2 separate regions of the Homo sapiens genome follow, and region 2 is linked to region 1. Evidence: chromatin contacts called from ENCODE Hi-C or POLR2A ChIA-PET data. All regions are on one chromosome and are shown on one strand. Each heading gives the region's core, a stretch centred on a gene start or an enhancer-like site at or near the end of the contact. The rest is flanking DNA. Distances are from core to core; before and after follow the strand shown. Region 1 overlaps TNS3 (tensin 3). Region 2 overlaps TNS3 (tensin 3).

Evidence for each region. Hi-C counts contacts between places; a loop is a spot of excess contacts on that map. ChIA-PET counts read pairs that join two places held with the same protein, here RNA polymerase II (POLR2A). Pooled maps may share reads with other maps.
Region 2: a map with no recorded cell type shows a loop between it and region 1 (6-fold over the local background). The contact joins two enhancer-like sites. A Hi-C loop is called at or near these places in 3 of 168 maps with a recorded cell type or tissue (Caco-2, DLD1 and chondrocyte), 2 of 37 single-sample maps with no recorded cell type and 5 of 50 pooled maps. POLR2A ChIA-PET finds 5 or more read pairs at or near these places in 8 of 52 experiments (H1, HepG2, Panc1 and 4 more).

Annotation. Positions count from the first base shown.
Region 1 is chr7:47,549,111-47,553,734 of GRCh38, forward strand. All of the region lies in intron 1 of TNS3 (tensin 3), which reads right to left. Among named protein-coding and RNA genes, the nearest start is that of TNS3, 31 kb to the right of the region's middle. Within about 2 kb of position 2,806, at least 4 of the 41 ENCODE cell types and tissues checked have a DNase peak (open chromatin) inside an H3K27ac peak, as active enhancers do.
Region 2 is chr7:47,473,206-47,477,829 of GRCh38, forward strand. The region is part of intron 4 of TNS3 (tensin 3); the gene reads right to left. Among named protein-coding and RNA genes, the nearest start is that of SNORD151, 11 kb to the left of the region's middle. RefSeq lists an enhancer at 1,962-2,505 and a silencer at 2,380-2,439. Within about 2 kb of position 2,051, at least 28 of the 41 ENCODE cell types and tissues checked have a DNase peak (open chromatin) inside an H3K27ac peak, as active enhancers do.

The DNA of each region.
Region 1 (4,624 bases), core at 1,556-4,055:
GCTTCTTAAGACAGGAATCAGGACATGACAATGTAGCACAAAACCCTCTCCAGCTTTTAGAATCTACACCCTTAAAAAATAAATAAATGAAAGTTCTTTTGGCCAGGCGCGGTGGTTCACACCTGTAATCCCAGCACTTTGGGAGGCCAAAGTGGGCAGGTCACGAGGTCAGGAGATTGAGACCATCCTGGCCAACATGGTGAAACCCTGTCTCTACTAAAAATACCAAAAAAACTTAGCCATGTGTGGTGGCGGGTGCCTGTAATCCCAGCTACTCGGGAGGCTGAGGCAGGAGAATCACTTGAACCCAGGAGGCGGAGGTTGCAGTGAGCTGAGATCACGCCACTGCACTCCAGCCCGGCAACAGAGGGAAACTCCATCTCAAAAAAAAAAGTTCTCTTCATGAGCCCACAGACCAATGTGATCTAGCCCCTGCCTGTCTCTGGCCTGCTCTCCAACCTCCTCAGCCAGGTGCTGCCTCAGGACATTGGCACTTGCTGTCCTTACAAACGGGCTCACTTCCCCCAGATCCCTGCTCAGTTTATGCCTCTCCTGCATGAGGCCCTAGGGAAAAGTCCATCCACCTTGGTCTTACAGTCATCGGGTATGAAAAACTCACCTCTAAGAGGGCATAAACTCTAGTCCATCTGTCCATCCGGTTCAGAGGGATCCCCCTGCCTAGAACACAGCTAAGGATTTGCTGAATGAATGAATGATACTCCTGATGGGCCCTGGCACACAGACCACCTACTGGCCCATTCCAGGTTTTTCATGCTCTGACCAGAACACTGCAGTATCAACTCTACCCACGTCCCCGCCCTCCCACCCCATCCCCACAACCTAGTTACTTCGTTTGGCTCTTGACAGGGGTGCCAGACCCATGCCTTGGTCTCCTCTCCCCTCTTCCATCCCTCCCACCCATCCCCACTCAGCTAAACATTGGTCCCCAAATGCAACACTGAGGTCTCCCCTGCGAGGCCTTCTCAGGGTGGATCGGGCAAGGTCTTCTGGCCCCAGGCCTCAGGGCCCCACAAAAGTTCTTACATCACAGGGAAGCCCTGCACCCTCACCCTGCCCTTCACCTATCCAAGGCCCAGACGCGAGAAGGGGTCCATGCCTGTTTGCTGAATTAATGAAGGAAGGAAGAAGGGAAATGGGAATAGAAACACGGCCCCATGGTTCCATGGCCAGCAATGTCCACAGGAAGCCTTGATGTATGGAGAGGGCTTGGTGAACTGCACAGCCCTTTGCAAAAGATAAACGCGTAGAACAAATGGGTGAGCAGCCAGACCACAGGATCCGTCCTGTAAGGCGGTAACCTTGGCTTGCTGTCCCTCTGACCTTCACCTTCCCAACCTCATGTAAGCAAGATGCTGTCCCTAGTTGTCCCACAGCAAGACAGCTAGGACCAGGAGATAGAAGCACAAAGACACATTTGCAGCAGGGTCTCAATGGGCAAGGCACATGAGAACAAAATCTCTATGTTCTCATTTCAAACACATATCACAATGGTCAATTCTCCTTCAAGGAATGTGTTCTAAGGCAATGACCATGCCTGGAAAGATCTACGTGGAAGGGCAGGGTACAGAATTATGCACAACAAAAAAGGCTGGAAGCAGTTTTAATAGCCAGCAACTGGGCTCTGGTCATTTTATGGTACTAACATAGAATGGGATTCGAATACTATGAAGTCACTAAAAATAATAATCACATCCATATTCACTTATATGGAAAACGCCCATGGGATATTAACAAAGTTACAAAACAAAACAGACCTAAGTTTTGGTCATTCCTAAACAGTCTTACCCCACTCCTGAGGAGTCATGCCACCCCAAAGAGACAGAATTTTGCTGTGGAGTGACTGAGCACATCTCCCAAGTCTGCACCCAGCCAAGGAACATGAGCTCACTCAGAAAAAGGGCAAGGAGGGGCTCAGCCTCTTGGGAGCCTGGGTGAATAGCATTCACCAGACCTGTGGGAAGCGCCAGGAAGATCTTCCTAAAACACCCGGTTCCTTCAGGAAGCATCTCCTCGGAGTGCCCCTGCTTCTTTCTCAAATGGGCAAGGTGGGCTCCCTGCTGCACAGAGGGCAGACAAGCTCTAGCACCTGAGCTCCCGGGCAGAAGGCTGGCCTGGTGTCCACTTCCTGCCGCTGGACTCGGGAACTGAGCAAAAGCAGGTGGCTAGACCCTGGGCACGTCCTGAAGGTGGAGGCCCAGTGGGGCACAGCCATGGACTGGATGGTTCTGTCTCACTCCAGGTGTTTCCTTAAGCAAATGGGGAGACCACGGAGGAGGTGGGTGAGGGCACAAAACGTCATGTGGCTGGAGCCCTGGGTGTGGCCACCTCAGGCCAAAGGGAAGGAGCTAGAGTTCCAGCATAGCCACCAGGAGCAGGGGAGCCTTTGGCTGGGTCAGGGTTCAAAACTACAGGCAAGGAGACCCCCAGTGGAATAATTCATGCCTTGGGGAGCACTTTGAAAAGTCATTGGACAGTCTACAATGAGAACTACGAAAACATTCGCACTGCAGACCCTGCTCTTTCCACACCTGTGAATCTCAACTCAGTAAGTGTCCACAGACAGGAGAGAAACAACACCCCACACAGGCAAAGTTAAGTCAGCAGACCAAGGTTCACACTGTGCACATGTGTGTTAGATAAGTAGAGAGTAAGAAGTGTGCAAATTCATGGAATGGAAGTATGGCTGTTATCACCCTAAATTCTTGCACTTGCAGAGACTGAAATAACAGGGAATGACGTCTGCTAAGGCACAGCTGGAGCGGGGCAGGGGTGGGGTGGAGAGGGAGGCTACAAAACCGTGTGTCCACCGGGAGCGATCCTTGGCCTCTCTGCAAATGCACTTCTTGTGTTGGAGTGCTTTTACAAGGAAAATGGAAACATTTAAACAGACATTGAAAAGGGGCGGCATTCTTACCCACCATATTTATCTGCATAAACCTCCCCACGCCCATCACATTCTTCTGGCACACCTAATTCATTTCTTTTTTTTTCATTATTTTTCTCCTGAGGCTATTTTGGCTGCAAGATAGATTCTAACAGAATAACAGGGATTTAACAAATAAAAGGAATGCTTAGGGATGCGTTAACAGTAATCTTGCCAAGCCAGGAAGCCGTCTAGAGCTTGGCACATGAGTGAAGGCGAGAAACAATTTGCCTGGAGAAACAAGAAGAAAAATAACAACAAAAAATCACTCTCTGCCTCCGTTGCAGAAATCAACAAGACACACACAGGCAGACAGACCTCGTTTTATTGTGCTTTGCTTTATTGAACTTTGCAGATACTCAGTTTTTTTTAACAAACTAAAGGTTTGTGGCAACCCCACGTCAGTGCCATTTTCCCAAAAGCATGAGCTCACTTCTGGTCCCTGTGTCACATTTTGGAAGCTCTCACCATATTTCAAACTTTTTCATTATTATTATATCTTTCATGGTTATTTGTGATCTGTGCTCTTTGATGTTACTATTGTAATTGTTTTGGGGTGCCATGAACCAAATCCATATAAGACTGCGAACTCAATGGATAAACGTTCTGTGTGTTCTGATGCTCTGGACTGCTCTTTCCCTCTCCTCGGACCTCCATATTCCCTGAGACACAACAACACTGAAATCAGGCCAATTAATAACCAGTAGTGTTGAAGTGAAAGGAAGAGTCACATCTCTTAAAAGCTAGAAATGAGTCAGCTTAGTGGGGAAGGCATGTGCTCAGACAGGCTAAAAGCCAGGCCTCTCATGCCAAACAGTTAGCCAAGGTGCAAATGCAAATGAAAAGTTCTTGAAGGAAATTAAAAGTGCTGCTCCAGTAAACACACCAATGATAAGAAAGCAAAACAGCCTTTTTGCTGTTACAAAGAAAGTTTGAATGGTCTGGATTAGAAGATCAAACCAGCCACCACATTCCCTTAAGCCAAAGCCTAATCCAGAGCAAGGCCCTAACTCTCTTCAATTCTATGCAGACTCAGCAAGGTGAGGAAGCGGCAGGAGAAAAGTTTGAAGCTAGCAGAGGTTGGCTCAAGAGGTTTAGGTAAACAAGCCGTCTCCATAACATAGCAGAGTAAGGTGAAGCAGCAAGTACTAATGTAGAAGCTGCCGCAAGTTATTCAGAAGATCTAGCTAAGACCATTGATGAAGGTGGCTACACTAAACAACAGATTTCAATGCAGACAAAATCAGCCTTCTATTAGAAGATGCCACCTAGGACTTTCATAGCCAGAGAGGAGAAGTCAATGTCAAGCTTCAAAGCTTCGAAGCACAGGCTAACTGTCTTGTGAGGGGCTAAGGCAACTAATGCCTGGAAGTTGAAGCAAATGCTCATTTACCATTCTGAAGATTCCAGAGTCCTGAAGAATTATGCAAAATCTATCCTCCCTGTGCTCTATAAATAGAACAGTAAAGCCTGGATGACAGAACTTCTGCATACAACATGGTTTATTGACTATTTTAAGCTCACTGTTGAGACTTACTGTTGAGCTCACTGTGGAGACACTACTGCTCAGAAAAAAAGAGATTCGTTTCAAAATATTACTACCTGTTGACAATGCAGGTGGTCATGCAGCAACTCTGACAGAGATGTACAAAGAAATGAATGTTGTTTTCATGCCTACTA
Region 2 (4,624 bases), core at 801-3,300, 77 kb before region 1:
TTTTGGGTCTCACCTGACTTTTGCCAAAGCCACAGATGTTGAGTTTGGCTCTTCTGACCAAATGGAACACCTGGATGCTGATCTAACAGGATCCTTGAAACTCTTCTCTCTGCTTCCTGGAGATCAGAGAGATTAAGGAGCAAGAACATTTGCGTATATCCATTGACCTAATAGAACTCAATTTCACTGTGACTCTGGTCAAATATGTTTGCATGAAGACTCCTGATGAGACACACAGAATCTGGAAGGGGCAGCGGTGAATCCAGAAACCATGAGCACGCACACATACACGTGTAGGTGATCTTCAGCCGAGACTCTGCTGTGGTGTATAGACCCGTGTCTGTGTTTCTGAAGTTTACTGAGGGGTGGAAACAATCTATAAGCAGGAAATAACCACTGTCCAGTCAAATACCTGGACTTATGGGCCGTGAGGACAAGAAATGCATACCCAGAGACTTGTGGGAAGCCTTCTGTGACAACATGCATGCAGAAACCACTGCAGGCTGGGGCCGGCAGAACAGACCCACATAGGTCACCTGGATCCACTGTCCCAGATCACTGGATGCTCAGCTCACTAAGCCCCACACCCAGTAATTTACAGGTGGAAAGTGTGGGTGTTTTGTTGGAAATTTGCTTAATTTTTCAGTAAAATAAAATGGAGACCATTAAAGTGATTTCATTTATCTGAAGCTCCTCATCATCCATTTGGTCAGCATTCTTTCTGAAAGAATCAAATAGCTTCATGAGACTCCATCACGGTCACTGGGGCAGAGGCAGGGATGGCAGCACGTGACCTGCAAGACTTCCTGACAGTCACATCTGTCCTGTCCTTGTGTTGGTTGGTCTTGTTGCTCTGGTCACTTCCTCTGTCTGGCTTTCTGAGTTCAAGTAAAACATACTGAGCAAGTCTCAACACACACACACACACACACACACACACAACACACATAAAAAAACCTCACACACAACACCTCACACAACACACAAAACAGCACACAAAAAACACCTCACACACAACACACACAAAACACCTCACAAACAATACACATCACATACACAAAACACTTCACACACAACACACACACATAAACACACACAGCACACACACCTCACATAACCCACACAACACACACAAAACACCTCACAACACACACAAAACACTTCACACACAACACAACACATACACAAAATAAGCAACACATACACAAAACACAACACAAACAACACACACTACACATACAACACACACTGCAACACACACACAACACCTCACACAATACACACAACACAGACATGTACACACACACAACACAGGCATGTACACACACAACACACTTCAGCACAACACACACAGCACAACACACACACCTCACAACACACACAAGACACACCTCACACACAAAACACCTCACACACAACACTTCACACACAACACACACCACAACACACACAAAAAACACCTCACACACACAAAACACCTCACACATAATACACACAACACACACAGCACAGACATGTACACACACAACACACCTCAGCACAACACACAACACACAAAGCACAACACACACACCTCACACACAACACACAAAGCACAACACACACACCTCACACACAACACACACGACAGACACACCTCACACACAAAACACCTCACACACAACACTTCACACACAACACACACACCGCAACACACACAAAAAAAAACACCTCACACACACAGGTAACACCTCACACAATACAACACATGCAACACACACAAAACACTACACACACTGCAACGCACTCAAAGCACCTCACACGCAACACACAACACACACACCTCACACAACAGACAACAGACAACTCACACACAAAAACACACCTCACGTACAACACACACACTGCATCACACAACACACAAACACAACATACACACACAAAACACCTCACACACACCACAGACCACAGACACACGCATCTTGCACACAGAGCTGTGCAAAGGTGGAGTGTGAGCTCCAGCCTCAGGCTGAAATGTGAGCCCTGCAGTCACCTTGGAGGGAACTAGCCCACTGGCCTCGGGTGAGGTGAACCAAGAGAAGCACCGCCCTGATGACTCAGCCACTATTCTTACCCAACCCCTCTTCCAGGGCCACAGACCACAGTGGCCAAGGCCAAGCAAGAACAATCACAGCGTGAGTGCAGGCAGCTGGTGCGGGCTCGGGACCTGCCCGGAGCTGGATCAGGCACTGCCCTGAACCCTCCCACACCAGAGGCCGCCACCAGAAGGCGGAGACACCGGCCTCCTTCAAGGACAGTGGCCCCTCTGTAAACAGGCGGCACTTCCCCGGGGGGGGGGCCAGGCCCTCCCTGGACTCAGGCTGGCTGTGGGCTGCCCAGGAGGCCGGGCGGGGAAGTGGGTCCCATACATGGCCTCGGGGTGTCCTAGTGAAGGCTGCCCTGCACCTGAGGGCATCAAGATTTGCTGGTATGAATCAATCGCTTGCAGAGTGTATGAAGGTAAACACAGGATGGAAAAAAACAAGGACACTCTGCCCTTGAACTTCAATCAAAAGCTGTGGGGCCACCATTCGGACCACTGTTAGGCCGCAGCATCATGAAAAGATCCTGCAAACCTGCAACTACCAAGGACAGACTCGCATGCGCCCTTGTTCTGACCGTGGTGCCTCCAAGTCTGCAAATGCGGGATCACAGGAATCATCTACTGTGTCTGTCATCGGTGCCCTCACCCTCAGGAAGCAGGGGACACGCTCTGGAACTCATCAGACTGGTTCTCTCCATCAGGAGAACCAGATCAACAATGAATGGCACACAGCAAAGGCTGTGGGCACCAGAAGAACCGCACTGCCAACTCACCTTCACAGGACAACCAACCAGGCTCTTCCCCACACATCACGTGTCTTCCCTGTGTCACACTAGCACTGAGGATCTAAGCATGTTATTTCATTCGATCCTGGCAGTGACCCCAAGAAGAGCTGGTGGCGTCCTCATTTTACAGAAGAGGAAAGTGGAGCCCAGAAAAGTGAAAGAACTCCATTCAGGGCCACACAGCTCACCAGTGTCATACCCCGGATGGGACTCAACCCAACTCTAGTCCATGCTCACACCTACCACTACATTCTGTGCCTGTGTGCGCATGTGAGCACTGCGTGTACACATACACGTAGACTTACAGAGCAGCTGGACCACAGGCTGTGACTCCCCTGTAAGGAGCCCGGCCACCTCTCCCAGCCTTAGGGACAGTAGTTACCTGAACAATGGTGAAGCATTCTCTCTATGACCCAGAAGACCACAGCCCATAGAACGGTAATGTAAGCAGAAAGACACCAATTGTCCCTTTATAGTTCTAAAAGCCAGAGGTCCCAATGAGGCTATGCTGCAATAGCTTGCCTCTGACATCCCTCCAAAATCATCATTCTGCTCGACTCATGGAGACGTGGTGCATGCCCCTGATGCCTTAGTCTACACCCTCCATAATTTCCCACGTCGCACATTTTCTCTGCTGATTCTTGTTTCTTCCCACCTTCCAGAAAGGCACATGCCAATCATTGTGGTTTCCTTTTCACACTGGCTCCCAGGAAGCTCCAACCCTGTGTCCATGTAACATATGCCAAGTTGACATTCACAAAGGGAGGTTTGCCTCCCAGCTCCTTTCTCAACAATACTATGTGCCGATTTTGAGTCCATGAATTAATCTAACCTCACATCCCACTTTTGTAAGCTGCTGCAGTAAACAGAAGATTCTGCTACCAGGAATATGAAAACGAACATCACAGGTAAATAGCCACGGGTTCAATGCGCCACAATCACGGAAAAGGTTCCTTCTCCATTGTGTCTTAAATGCCCCGGGGAGCCACAAAGGCACCCTATGCCTGCAGACAAAGAACCCTCACACAGTATGTCATTAAGATGACAGACACCCTTACAGTCCTGTCCTGGGATGTCGGTAAGTATGGCTGGCAAGGCTCATCACTGCCTTCTTTCTGCCCTACCAGGGAATTAGGCCCAGGGGTTTCAAAACAATCATGCCCTCAGCCAGCACAACTCCAGGAATTTTGACAGACCCGGCAGCTCACCTCGATAAAACATGCTGGGATGAAGCTATTCTAGAACCTCTCCAAAGGGGTCATGCCCCTCAGGTTAGCTGCAGAGCAGAGGAGGGCCTGGGGGTGGGTACAAGTGCCAGGTAAACTCCAGGTGTGGGAGGGGCCGCCAGCACAGGACAGAGCAGAAGAGCAGCCAGGTCTAAGGGCAGGTCACAGAGGGGCCTGCAGGGGCACTGACACCCCAGAGAGCAGAAGCCCCTTAGTGTCTGGGTGATGTGGGAGTTTCTTCAGTTTTCTGAGCTCCAGCAGGTGAGGGAGGGCAGGGCATCTGAGACAGAATAGGTACTCAATGAATGGTAACAAAGAGAAAAACAAAAACAGCTATCAGGTGACCTGGCCAGGTGCCACAGGGCACAGTGACAACCCAGGTGACATCGGGGATGTCAGTATTATCTGAAAGCAATTCCATGCCCATCCAAAATGCCAAGGATCACAGTGCCAGAAGACTCAGCCCAGACAGGATCAGGAAAGAAAAAAAAGATTCTGTGCTTTCTGCCCTGAGAAGCCACACGGTGCAG